Regions from separate parts of the Homo sapiens genome. Here region 2 is linked to region 1. The links are chromatin loops, found by intact Hi-C in ENCODE. Cell type or tissue: endothelial cell of umbilical vein. All regions are shown on one strand. Links, peaks and the distances in the headings refer to the core of each region. The heading gives the core; the rest is flanking DNA.

Region 1 (5,872 bases), core at 1,105-3,604:
AATACAAAAAATTAGCTGGGCATGGTGGCTCATGCCTGTAATCCCAGCTACTGGGGATGGTGAGGCAGGAGAATCACTTGAACCTGGGAGGCAGAGGTTGTGGTGAGCCAGAATTGTGCCACTGCACTCCAGCCTGGGCAACAGAGCAAGACTCCGTGTCAAAAAAAAAAAAAAGTTATCAACATAAACAAATTCTCATAGCAGAATCAAGAAAATTCAAATACAGGAAACTGAATCAACTTTAAAGAAAGAGAATCATTATTAAAGAGTGTAAGAAAAGCAGAGAGCAGCAGATTCTATAATTTTTATTACAAAAAAAACCCTTTACATGCTATGACATTAAATGTCACTTATAAGGTCATTGCAAGCAAATCTTTTTAAAAAATATACATACTGTATATATTTACATTCAAGTTTGAATAATATTTGTCAAGATATAGTTCAGATTCTACTCTTTACCCATTCTGTGGATTTGTTCATCTAGTAACTAAACAGCGATTGTATCATCACTCAGGCACATAGAGAGGTAGAAACCGCTTTTTTAAAGAAAAAAAAACTGGAGTGCAAATGTGAAGATCACTGAAGCAGCTTAGCTACATCAAGGAGACCCTAACTAGCTTTGGTCATCTCAAAAAGCTGAATATATGTAGCCTTGTCCTTTAAATTAAAACCAGAAAAACTTTGGGCAGGTGCTCTTCTGAGCACATCAGAGTGCTGACAGAACTCAGCAACTAATGGTCTGCCACTCTGCAACGCGAATTGCACATGACTAAGTGAGGCAAAGATAGCAGCGGAGCTGGGCTGGCAGCTGGGCACCTTTTCCCTGATAAGACACAAATCATAACCAAACAAGTGGCTTACAAGACAGTCAATTAATATCTGGACATATAGTCTGGAACTCGGAAGCCAACTAAAGTACTTCATTTCCCAAGTGAAATCCCTATTCATTTTTGTTCTCCCACCTCCATCCCAAACTGAGCTCCTAAGTCTAGATAGGGATGGGGGTCGCCTGGGACTTCTGCAGGCCACAGTTTTTCGGCCCCAAGTACCGGCCTCACGAAGGCTCTTGGGACTGAGAAGGGCTGCCGGGGTTCTTGATAAACTTAGTGGGGGTTGTTCCAGAGAGGGGAAGTTGGAGGGGAGCCACAGGAATGGCCGTGGCCAGAAGCCCTTCTCGTTCCCTTTTCTTCTGTTTCATCCTGCGGTTCTGGAACCAGATTTTGACTTGCGTGTCATTCAGGTGCAAGCAGTTGGCTATCTCGATGCGCCGGGCTCGAGTTAAGTACTTATTGAAATGAAACTCTTTTTCCAGTTCTGTCAGTTGCTTGGTGCTGAAATTCGTGCGGATCGCGCTGGAGGGGCTAGCGGCCCCATACTCGGCGAGTTTGCCTGCAACGTAAAGACAGGGCGTCAGCCAGGCCTGAGGCCGGGGACAGAATGTGGGTGAGCAGTGGAGCTAGTTAGAATCAAAGTCCCAGCGCAGCCCTCCTGGGTCCCTAGGAACAGAATTTGTACCAGGAGAAGTTCCACGGAGAGCTCCTTCCTGAAATTTTCTCAATGCCTGGCACATTTTCCGAATCTGTACTCGAGGCAGACTCCATGGAATTCGCCCGGGAACGCGTCTCCTCCACAAAACCCAAACCGCTGTCTGGAAAGGCAGCGACACCACGCTCCCAGCGCATTTCCGCGGGGGAGGCTCCGTCCCCAACCCCAGGTGGCCCCATCCAAGGCCCGCGGACTTACCTTTCTTAGAGGCATTCCTCTTCACTTTCATCCACTCGAACGTGCTGAAGGCGGCAGGGAGGCCGGAGGCGGGAGAGACGGACTTGGGGTAGGTGCCTGGGGCCGGGGATGCGGTCTGGAAAGCACCAGGGTGGCCGTCGGCTGACGCTTTGAGACAAGCCGGAAAAGGGCCGGGTTCGCCGAAGGCCGCGTAATCCACCTGGCCGCTGAGGAGGAAAGAGCCGCCGCCCGAGAAGACGGCCGAGGTGGCGTAGTGGACGTGAGACCCGCCGTCGTCGGCCGCCCGCCCCAGCACGCCCGGGAAGTCGTACGCCGGCCCGGACCCCAGGAAGCCGTAGTCCGCGCCCCCAGCTGCCGCGGCAGGTGCGGCACCAGGTTCGTAGGCCCCCTCCAGGGTGCACTGCGCGTACTGGGGCGCGGCCGGAGGCGGTACGGACGGCCGCGCGGGGGCGGCCGGGGGCGAAGGCGAGGGTCGGGCGGCGGCCAGGGGCAGACAGCTGACGAAGGCGCCGTCGCCGTTGCCCAGAGGGAAGGCGGGCTGCAGAGCCACGGGCCGGGCGTCGGAGCGGCAGAACTTGGGTGCCAAGCTGAGCACGTCGCCGCCGACCCCGCCGCTGCTGCTGCATGACACGTACTCCAGGTAGGAGCTCATGGTTCGGGCCCCACCTTTCTGAGGGCGCAGGCCGGGGCCGGAGTACGGAGCCGGGCAGAGGCTGAGCAGGACTGCCGCCGTCTGCGCCGCTCCGCCAGCCCTCTCTACCCGAGCTGCCCTCTCCAACCCATGGCGAGTGAGCCGGAGGTAAATAGTGGCCTAATATACCGGCGGGGGCGGCCACGTGGCGCTGGCCGGCCAATGGGCGGCCTCTCCGCTCGGCCCGGTCGGCGCGCCGCTCCTCGCGCCTGCCCCGCAGCCAAGTTAGCCAAAGCAGCCCAGGGCCGCCGCCCAGCGCCCCCGAGCCCCGAGGAGAGCCGTCGCGACCGGGGGCTGCCTGGGCAAGGGCGGGGCGAGAGGGCAGAACGCCTGCTCTCGGACAGGTATTGGGCGAGGTGGGGGGAGAAAGGCAGGACTGGACGCTTGGGTGAGGGCCCGTGGATGCAGCGGGGCGAGCCGCTTCTGCTCTGGATCGTGGGGGGGGCTAGTCCCTCGAGGGCGGAGTGTGGGCGTCGCGGCATGGAAAAGGTTAAATGGGAGCGTGACGCGCGGCCGGTGGAGACTGCTCTTCGCCCACCTCCAGGACAGATAAAGTTATTCCTCTTCCCCTCTTCTGAGTCCTCTGCGCTTTCGGTTTGCTTGGCGCTGATGTTATCCCTCTTCTAAACCTAGAGCAGATGTTTGGTTTTTTCCTTTCTTCCCCCTTTCCTAGGACTCATGGAACTACATCTTATGCTGTGAGTGCTGTGTGCCTAGGGCGGGACAAAATTTTCACTTTTTGACTAGGCTTCCTTTTAACGTGACTTTGCAGCTTTCTTCTATCCCTCGCAATTTGTGGCGGCGTGATGAGGGCCAGTGTTGTAGTGCCAGATTTTGATAAAGTTTCTGCCTTGTGGGGTGGTTTAGCAGATTTTCCCCTCCGGCTGGGTTGTTGGAATAAAGAATCCAGAGTGGTGGTGGAACACTCCTTATGCTCCTTTCTGGGAGACTGGCACAGGCACCGGTGCGGCGCTTGCTTTCACTGAGGAGCTTGTCTGGAGGGCGCAAGGGCTTACCGGGGACGGGTGAGATCTCAGAGGTTTAGATGGACTTGTACCTCGAAGCAATTAGAGCTTCTGCTCCATCAGATAAGTGCTGCATCGTCTCTTGTGAGTGAAATCTGAGGGCTCACAATGTTAATGGGCTCACGTCTTTCCCTTGATAATATGGTTTTGTTTACTGAGTGTAGAGAGACGGGAAATAAAAGTGCAATTGCCACAGGAAATGAAGAGTAGAAAGGTTACAAAGACCAGCTTTACATTGACAAACTTTCCAACTTCCTTTAGTATTTCTTTTAATGTTCCCTTTTGAGGGGACTGTAGGAAAATTACAAATTAGATAAATAGAGGTTATTTACACACAGTAGTTATGAAAGAGGGTGGTTTCCTAAAACCCTGTGTGAATAAAGACTCTAAAGAGTCTACTCAGAGCTTATATCAAGTGCCCTTGAAAAGTTAATCTATTACAGCCTCTAAGTTATGGTAACCGAGGTTTTATCATTGTTTTACTGATTGACTTGTCATAAAAGAGCGATTGAGCTGTTGTTGCCTAAATTTCCACTCTGAGGAAGTCTTTAGAATAGGCGCCATCACAGCCCAGGGAGCCAGTTCCTTCCAGGGTTGTGGACTTGTGAATAAACAAAGCCCTACCAAAATGTGGACTACTGATGGACCCGAAGTTGCTGCAGGATGGGGGAGGGATGTCCCCAGGTTGAGGGGAGCCAGTAGAGGGTGGATGCCTAGGAATCAGCACAAAGTTAAAGAGGTCTGTGGTTCCTGCACTGCTGGAGTTCTTGAGTTTGATTGGAAATGGAATACCTGTGCTGAAAATAGCCCTTCAATCTTGATTTTGCTATTTCAGTTGTGCTATAGCCAGTCAGATAAGGTCCTAAATAATTTTTATTTATTTATTTATTTAATTTTTTTTTTTAAGTGCAGTGGCGCGATCTCGGCTCACTGCAAGCTCAGCCTCCCCGATTCACGCCATTCTTCTGCCTCGGCCTCCCGAGTAGCTGGTACTACAGGCGCCCACCACTATGCCCGGCTAATTTTTTGTATTTTTAGTAGAGACGGGGTTTCACCGTGTTAGCCAGGATGGTTTCGATCTCCTGACCTCGTGATCCGCCCGCCTCGGCCTCCCAAAGTGCTGGGATTACAGGCGTGAGCCACCGCGCCCGGCCCTAAATAATTTTTAAGAAGAGAAAAATAAAAGTTCTTCCCTAACACCCCAGTTAGGAAATGTTAGAGCTCTTCAGAGCTAGCTCAGCCTTAAAATGTAGACACGTTTCTTCACTGCTCTCCTGTGCCATTTATGCAAAAGTAACAGCAAATAAGATGCTGCTGAGTTCACAATGCCCCCTCCTCCACCTCTGGCTAGATTTTAATAGCCAGTTTTTATCTGCAAGATGTCCCAGCTCTCACAGTGTTCCCTCAAATGATACTTATCCTATCACAACTCCAAAGCCTAGAGGCCCCATGGGTCAAGAAGGAAGGATGACTTTGTAAACCTCTTTGGGGAAGACATCCAGCCGGCTGCAACCCAGGGTTTAGGGCAGAAGAGTCAGCCTGACTGTCCGGCAAGTCTGACCAAAACCCCTCAAATTAAGGGCCTTTTCTCTAAGGTTTCAGAAAAATCAGGCTGCCTAGGTGTCCTGGCAGCTTTCATGGCAACAAAGACTAAGTTTTTCCTCCTGGGCATTTGGGGCAAAGGCTGGGTCCTTCATGATATAATTAGGCCTTGACTTTAATGCACCCATGAGCTATCCACACTAGCTCCATCAAGTAAAATTTTGGAGATTTAGCCTTTCTGAGGGAAGAAAGTGCCCTAAAAAAGAATGAAGTTTTTAAAAATACTGTTTTGTTTTGTTTTGTTTTCACAACTGTGGGTGAGAGCGAGGGAGAGGTGTTCAATATTTGTTCAGACCCAATAGCATTTCTTTGATAATCGCATACAGAAAACTACATTCTGGCTGGGCACGGTTGCTCACACCTGTAATCCCAGCACATTGGGAGGCTGAGATGGGTGGATCACGAGGTCAGGAGATCAAGACCAGCCCGGCTAACACGGTGAAACCCCATCTCTACTAAAAAAAATAAAAATAAAAATAAATTAGTGGCACACGCCTGTAGTCCCAGCTACTTGGGAGGCTGAGGCAGAAGAATCGCTTGAACCCAGGAGGTGGAGGTTGCAGTGAGCCAAGATCATGCCACTGCACTCCAGCCTGGGTGACAGAGCGAGACTCCGTCTCAAACAAAAAGAAAGCTACATTCTGTTCACCCTTCTCTCCACTCCCTTAATCTCCAAATCCTTGGCATATCCCACACCTTGGGGCTCAGAGTTAGCATCTCCATTCTTGGACTGGTTCTTGACTTGCTCAGGTTGGAAGTCATGACTCTGGTCATCTCATACTCAAATTCAACAGATGTTTGCCAAGGATTT
Region 2 (5,872 bases), core at 1,278-3,777, 95 kb before region 1:
TAGAGAATAACTAGAATCTATCTCCTGGTCAAATACAAACTAGACTTCTATTTAGGCAGATGATGATTATGATAACGACAGCAATTAAGATTCCGCAAAACTCATACAGCATATATCCAAAATATGTTAGAAACTCTTACAACCCTATAATAAAAAGACAACATAACCCAATTTTTAAAATTGAGCAAGGAATGTGAATAGCCATTTTTCCAAAGGAGATATACAAATGGCCAAAAAGCACATGAAAAGATACTCAGCATCATTAGTCATTAGGGAAATGCAAACCAAAACCACCATGAGATGCCACTTCACACCCAATAAGAAGGTCATAATCAACAAGACAGACAATAACAAATGTTTAGCAAATGTGGAGAAATCAAAAATTCTCACACGTTGCTGATGGGACCATGAAATGTTTGGCAATTTCTCAAAATGTTAAACACAGAATTTTACCATATGACCCATCAATTACACTCCTATGTATTCACCCAGGGGAAATAAAAATAAATATCCAAATAAAGACTTATATACAAATGTTCATAGCAGCATTATTCACAATAGTCAAAAAGGAAAGCAACCCAGATGTTCATTAACTGGTGAATGGACAGACATAATGCAGCATATCCATATGATGGAATACTATTTGGCAATAAGAAAGAACCAAGTTAAGTACTGATACATGCTACAACATGAATACATGGATGACCCTCAAAAAGCATTATGCCCAATAAAAAAAAAAAAGCCAGACACAAAAGAAAACATATGATTCCATTTATATGACATGTCCAGATGAGGCAAATCTACAGAAACAGAGTAGACCAGTGGTTGACTCAGGCTGGTGGTGGGAATGAGGAGTGGCTGTAAATGGGCAAGGAGTTTCTTTTGGAGGTGATGGAAACCTACTGTTAGACTGTGGTAACTGCAGAGATGAGTGGAAAACTAAAAAAAAAAAAAAAAAAAGATTGTGGCAATAGTCACACAATTATGTAAATATACTAAAAATCACTGAATTATAAATCTAAAAGGGTTTGTAAATTATATCTCAAGAAAGCTGAACAGAAAATCTTAAAAGACTTATTGCACTTACTGTACATGTAAGTGCTTGACATATATTAAACATCCCACAACTTTATGAGGTAGACACTATTATTATTTTCCCAATTTTACAATAAGAAAACTGAGGCACAAGCTAAGTAATTTGTTCAAAGTCACAATGCTAGTAAGTGACAGCAGCCAGGATTTGAACCCAAGTAGTGTTGCTCTACAGTCAGTGAACACACAACTAAATTAGCTAACCTCCTGCAGAGCTCACAAATAAACATTCTTGGGTAGTAATTATTAGAATTAAAGCAATTATAATTATCTTACAACAGTAGTTCTCAACTCTTCCTGTACACTTGAGGAACTTGATAAAGTTATGTATTTCCTAAACTCAGGAGTTCTGATACTGTAGAGATGAGGACCAAAAATCTGCACCTTTAACAAGCAATCCTGGTAAATCTGATGCAGATGGTCTGTGAACACCACAACAAAGACCATCCTAGAGACACAGATGGCACTTGAGATAAGATTATGTTCTTTTTATCTTTCATTCATTTAGCTCAGAGAAAATGGTAGTAAGGATGTGTGTAGATTAATTTTTTTCAAGAAGATTTTTGACCATCTTTTTCTCCTTAAGCATTGTGGCTATGGCTTAAAGCCATGTTTTAAAACATGCCTTAGTAACATGTTGCTATTTTATAATGTTCAAGAATAAGCCTTTAAGATTAATGAACTCAGGCCACATTTATTTTGCAATCAAAGTGGTAACATGATAGTTTTTCCATTAGAAGTATTCGATAAGGAAAGTAAAAATAAGTTAGTAATTATGAATATCAGTTGTGATATCTATCTGTGACTAGAGATCAATTTCAAAATGGTATTCAAGGACCAATTTCGTAAACCTGACAAACTTCTAGAGGTTAACAAGGGTCAAGAAAACAAATTCACAGCACCAACAAGCCAATAACTCAGGTAAAGTAAATAAATATAAGTCAAATTTAAAACTTTCCATTCTTCCTTAATAAGTATGTATGTGTCATGTTCTCAAATGGTTATGTTTAGACTTTGATCCATTATAAAAATAATCCATCATAGCTGGACATGGTGGTGTGCACCTGTAGTCCCAGCTACTTGGGAGGCTGAAGCAGAAGGATCCCTTGAGCCCAGAAGTTTGAGGCACGCCTGGGCAACATAACAAGACCCCATCACAAAAAGAAAAGGAAAAAAAAAAGAAAAAAATCCATTATTTTTCATTAATTTCCAATAAAAAGCAGGCCAACTACATATGATAATGATAAATTAACAGAAGAGTCTTGTAATTGTTACTCAAACTTTTTTCATTTTTAAAATGGTAATCTGAAATTTAAAAAAAAAAGAAGCACTGATACTATGAGTTTTTCTCAGAACTAAAAATGAATATGAGATCAACAGCAGAACTATAGAAAAACAGCTGGTTAAGAGTAAAAGTCTAATCCATCTGGCCAAAAAACAGATACAAAAACAGCCCCACACAACTGTGAGACCTCAACAACATTAACCTTCACAGTGCAATAGTTTAATGGTTCTCTAAATCTAACTCTAGAGACAGAAAACAAATATCCTTCAAACTAAGTAGTTCTTCCCATCTAAACCAAATACAATCACTGTAATGTCAGCACCTATGTTTTTAAGTATCTACTATGTGATTATGGTTCCAGGTACTGTACATATACTTTGCTATCTCATATCAAGCTAGCTAACCAAAAAACTCTATTCCTCTTCCTTCACTCCTCCCAGCTAGTTATAGAACAAATTATCCCCCACAGAGAATCTGACTTATTATTATACCACCTGAAATGCTGACAAAACTGCAAGATTCTCCAAGAAGAAGGAAACAGGAAATGAGGTAACGGTCAAGAATTTCCTTAAGAGTATGAGAACACAGTAGAAAATGCTCAGAGGATTCCCCCTAAAAAATATTAAAGGCATTTAAATGAACAAATAGGTGATAAACATCCAAAATGTACCCACAACTATAATACAAAGATGAATATAAAACTGTCATTGCCCTCTAGGATCTAATTTTGTTGAGCAGGTGAAGAACAAAAAGGGAGGTGGGATTAGGGGTGACTAAGGTAAACATAACCATTTAAAATACATTAAGCAAATACAGGTGGTGTAGGGAAAAAGCATACATTTCAGAGTCACACATACCTGGCTTCCCCTCCCAATTCTACAACTTATTGTGTGAGTTATGTTGGCCAAACTGGTTAACCTATTCTTGTCTCAATTACCTCACTGTAAAAGAGGGAAATATTAATTATCTTGTTGGGTTATTGGAAGAATAAAACTAGATTGGCCAGGTGTGATTGCTCACGCCTGTAATCCCAGCACTTTGGGAGGCCAAGTTGGGCAGATCACCAGGTCAGCAGTTCGAGACCAGCCTGACCAACATGGTGAAACCCTGTCTCTATCAAAAATACAAAAATTAGCCAGGTGTGGTGGTGCATGCCTGTAATCCCAGCTACTCAGGAGGCTAAGGCAGGACAATCGCATGAACCCAGGAGATGGAGGTTGCAGTGAGCTGAGATCGTGCGACTGCACTCTAGCCTGGGCAACAGAGCAAGACTCCATCTCAAAAAAAAAAACAAAAAAAAAAAAGTAGATAAACTAAGTACCCTATAAAGTCTCTAGCTCACAGTATATTTTCAATCAATAATTCTTAATATACACATTAGAACAAAAGTGTGTATAAAGCCCTATAGAAATATTCATGAAGAAATAACTAAATCTGCCTGAGGAAAACAGGAAAGAATTCACAAAAGGAGATGAAATCTGAATTGGATCCAAAAAAATAATCCAAAGCATGCCAGATAGAAGGTAGGAGGCATGGAGACGAGTTTAGATATTTACCAAAAACCTAACATCCCTAATGCAGTTTGAGGAAACGGAGGCAAAATGTTCAGCAAAGGCTTACTAAACTAGATGCCTCTGTGCAGATTTCTACTATAGATATAGCTCTTCATATTAAAATGATCTATTTCTGCAAAAGAATATAAGCTCATGAAAGGCAAGAATTGTTACTTATTTTTGTACCCCCAGCACCTGGCAGAGCACCTAGCACAAATTAGGTACTCAACAAACATTCTGCAGAAAATACAAGCAGGTCTTTTGCTATCTAAAGCCTGAAAGATATCTGACAGCAAAAAAAAAAAAAAAAAAAAAAAAAAAACTACTGTAACTCTAAAAATAATATCATTGAACCAATTTAAGGAAGGATAACATCTCAACAATGGGTACCAAATTCAACAGTGTAAACTCAAGAATTCACTTTCTCTCCGAATCATTCAGTGGTTCCTAATCAAAGACACACAGACAAATGATCTACAGAGTATTTGAAAACTATACTTGTCTTATCTCCATCCTCAATCTTTCCATATGATAGGCCTTTGGTGAGAATAAAGGAGTATTTGTATATGCATGCATGTTCGAGCAGGCATCACTAGCTTTAGAGAGTTCCATAGATAACTAATTACAACGTACAAAACCACCCGCACTACTCTACTCACCCCCAACTCCCCATCTATCCCCATCCTTCTTTAGAACCTCTATTCAGTCATGTGTGTGCCTTCTCGGTTCCCAGATCTAAGAAAAACAGGCAGTACCACCTTGGTTATTGTGGCAAAGTATATGTCTTAAATACGTCCACAACAGTAATTCCTACCCTACAATTCCCCTTCCCTTGAATCTGGGCTGGCACTGTGACCCACAGAATATTGTGGAAGTGATGCTGCAGGACAATTGAGAGTAGATTATAAAAGATGATGCAAATTCTATCTTGCTAGCTCAGGCACTTGTATGTGGTGCACTGAGTCACTACATAAAAAGTCTGACTACCCTCAGGCCACCAAGCTGTGAGGAAGCCAAGCCACATGAAGAAGCCACATGTAAGTATTCCAGAGAACAACCCCAGCCAAAGTCCTAGCCAGAATCAACTGTCAGAGATACAAGTGAAGATGCTTCCAGAGGTTTCCAACCCTGAACCACTGGATCATTCCCAGCCTTTGAGTCTTTTCAGCTTAAGACCCAGACATCATGAGTGAGAGACAAACCATCTTTCCTGTGCTGTATACAGCACCCTATACATAAGTAACCCTATCTTAGAAAAAGACCCCACCTTACATTTAAAAAGGCATCATGCCAACAGGGACCACATGTTCATCTAATCAACAGAGACTACACGTACCAACCAGACAAAGACATAACCAGACACACTTTTTACTATCAGTCCTCACCAGAAGATGTGAGGGCTATAAAAGGAGCAGAACTCCACCAACTCAAGATGGCCATCTTAATAGACACTGTCTGGCAGTCACTCATGATCAGCACCCAGCATTTGCTGCCAAATGCTCTGCCCAAATCAAGAACTCTTCCTTGCAAGACACTGACAACTGTCTGGATCAGCCCAGGACACTATCCTTGTCCATGACGCTCTCCTTAGACTGGTTCATTACCTCTTTTCCTGTCCCCTTTTCTCTTGATGTTAAATGTTACTGTGTGATGTGGAAATTTTAATCTATAACATTTATATATTAAGTATACTGCTACGTGCGGTTTGCAACATTGACTGACTTGTGGATTGGCTTAGTCTATGTGCCACAGCTCTGACTACTGAGTGAACAGGTAGTACTAAGGAGAATTGCCTCCTTAAGGAACTCGATGTTGCTTATTGCTTTTATGACTGAATAAGCACCAACAGAAGTCTGACCTTGTGGAAAGACACAAATGTGTGTGGATATGGTTATATCTCACCTTGTGCCACTCACAACATGTGCCCTGTGTGGATTACTGA

Evidence for each region. A loop is a pair of places that touch in the nucleus more often than their neighbours do. Peaks named below come from ENCODE experiments on the same cell type or tissue, not always from the same donor. Only the 100,000 strongest peaks of a DNase experiment are listed, where the experiment ranks them.
Region 2: a loop joins it to region 1, with 2.3 times the contacts of the local background. A loop is called at or near these places in 1 of 110 quality-filtered maps.

What each region holds. Positions count from the first base shown.
Region 1 is chr2:176,185,325-176,191,196 of GRCh38, reverse strand. It overlaps HOXD1 (homeobox D1), which reads right to left and starts at 2,529. Exons shown (of 2, transcript NM_024501.3): 1 at 1,744-2,529; 2 at 290-1,389. The coding sequence starts at 2,395. The coding sequence ends at 1,055. It overlaps HAGLR (HOXD antisense growth-associated long non-coding RNA), which reads left to right and starts at 2,239. Exons shown (of 3, transcript NR_033979.2): 1 at 2,239-2,383. MIR7704 (microRNA 7704) reads right to left here and starts at 2,354; the gene lies at 2,296-2,354. In endothelial cell of umbilical vein, for the core only: no CTCF peak of the experiment used is centred there; DNase peaks (open chromatin) are centred at 2,576, 3,046 and 3,216; H3K4me3 peaks cover 2,500 bases; H3K27ac peaks cover 1,663 bases.
Region 2 is chr2:176,280,507-176,286,378 of GRCh38, reverse strand. The region is part of intron 1 of MTX2 (metaxin 2); the gene reads right to left. Among named protein-coding and RNA genes, the nearest start is that of MTX2, 14 kb to the right of the region's middle. In endothelial cell of umbilical vein, for the core only: no CTCF peak of the experiment used is centred there; a DNase peak (open chromatin) is centred at 2,808; H3K27ac peaks cover 1,159 bases.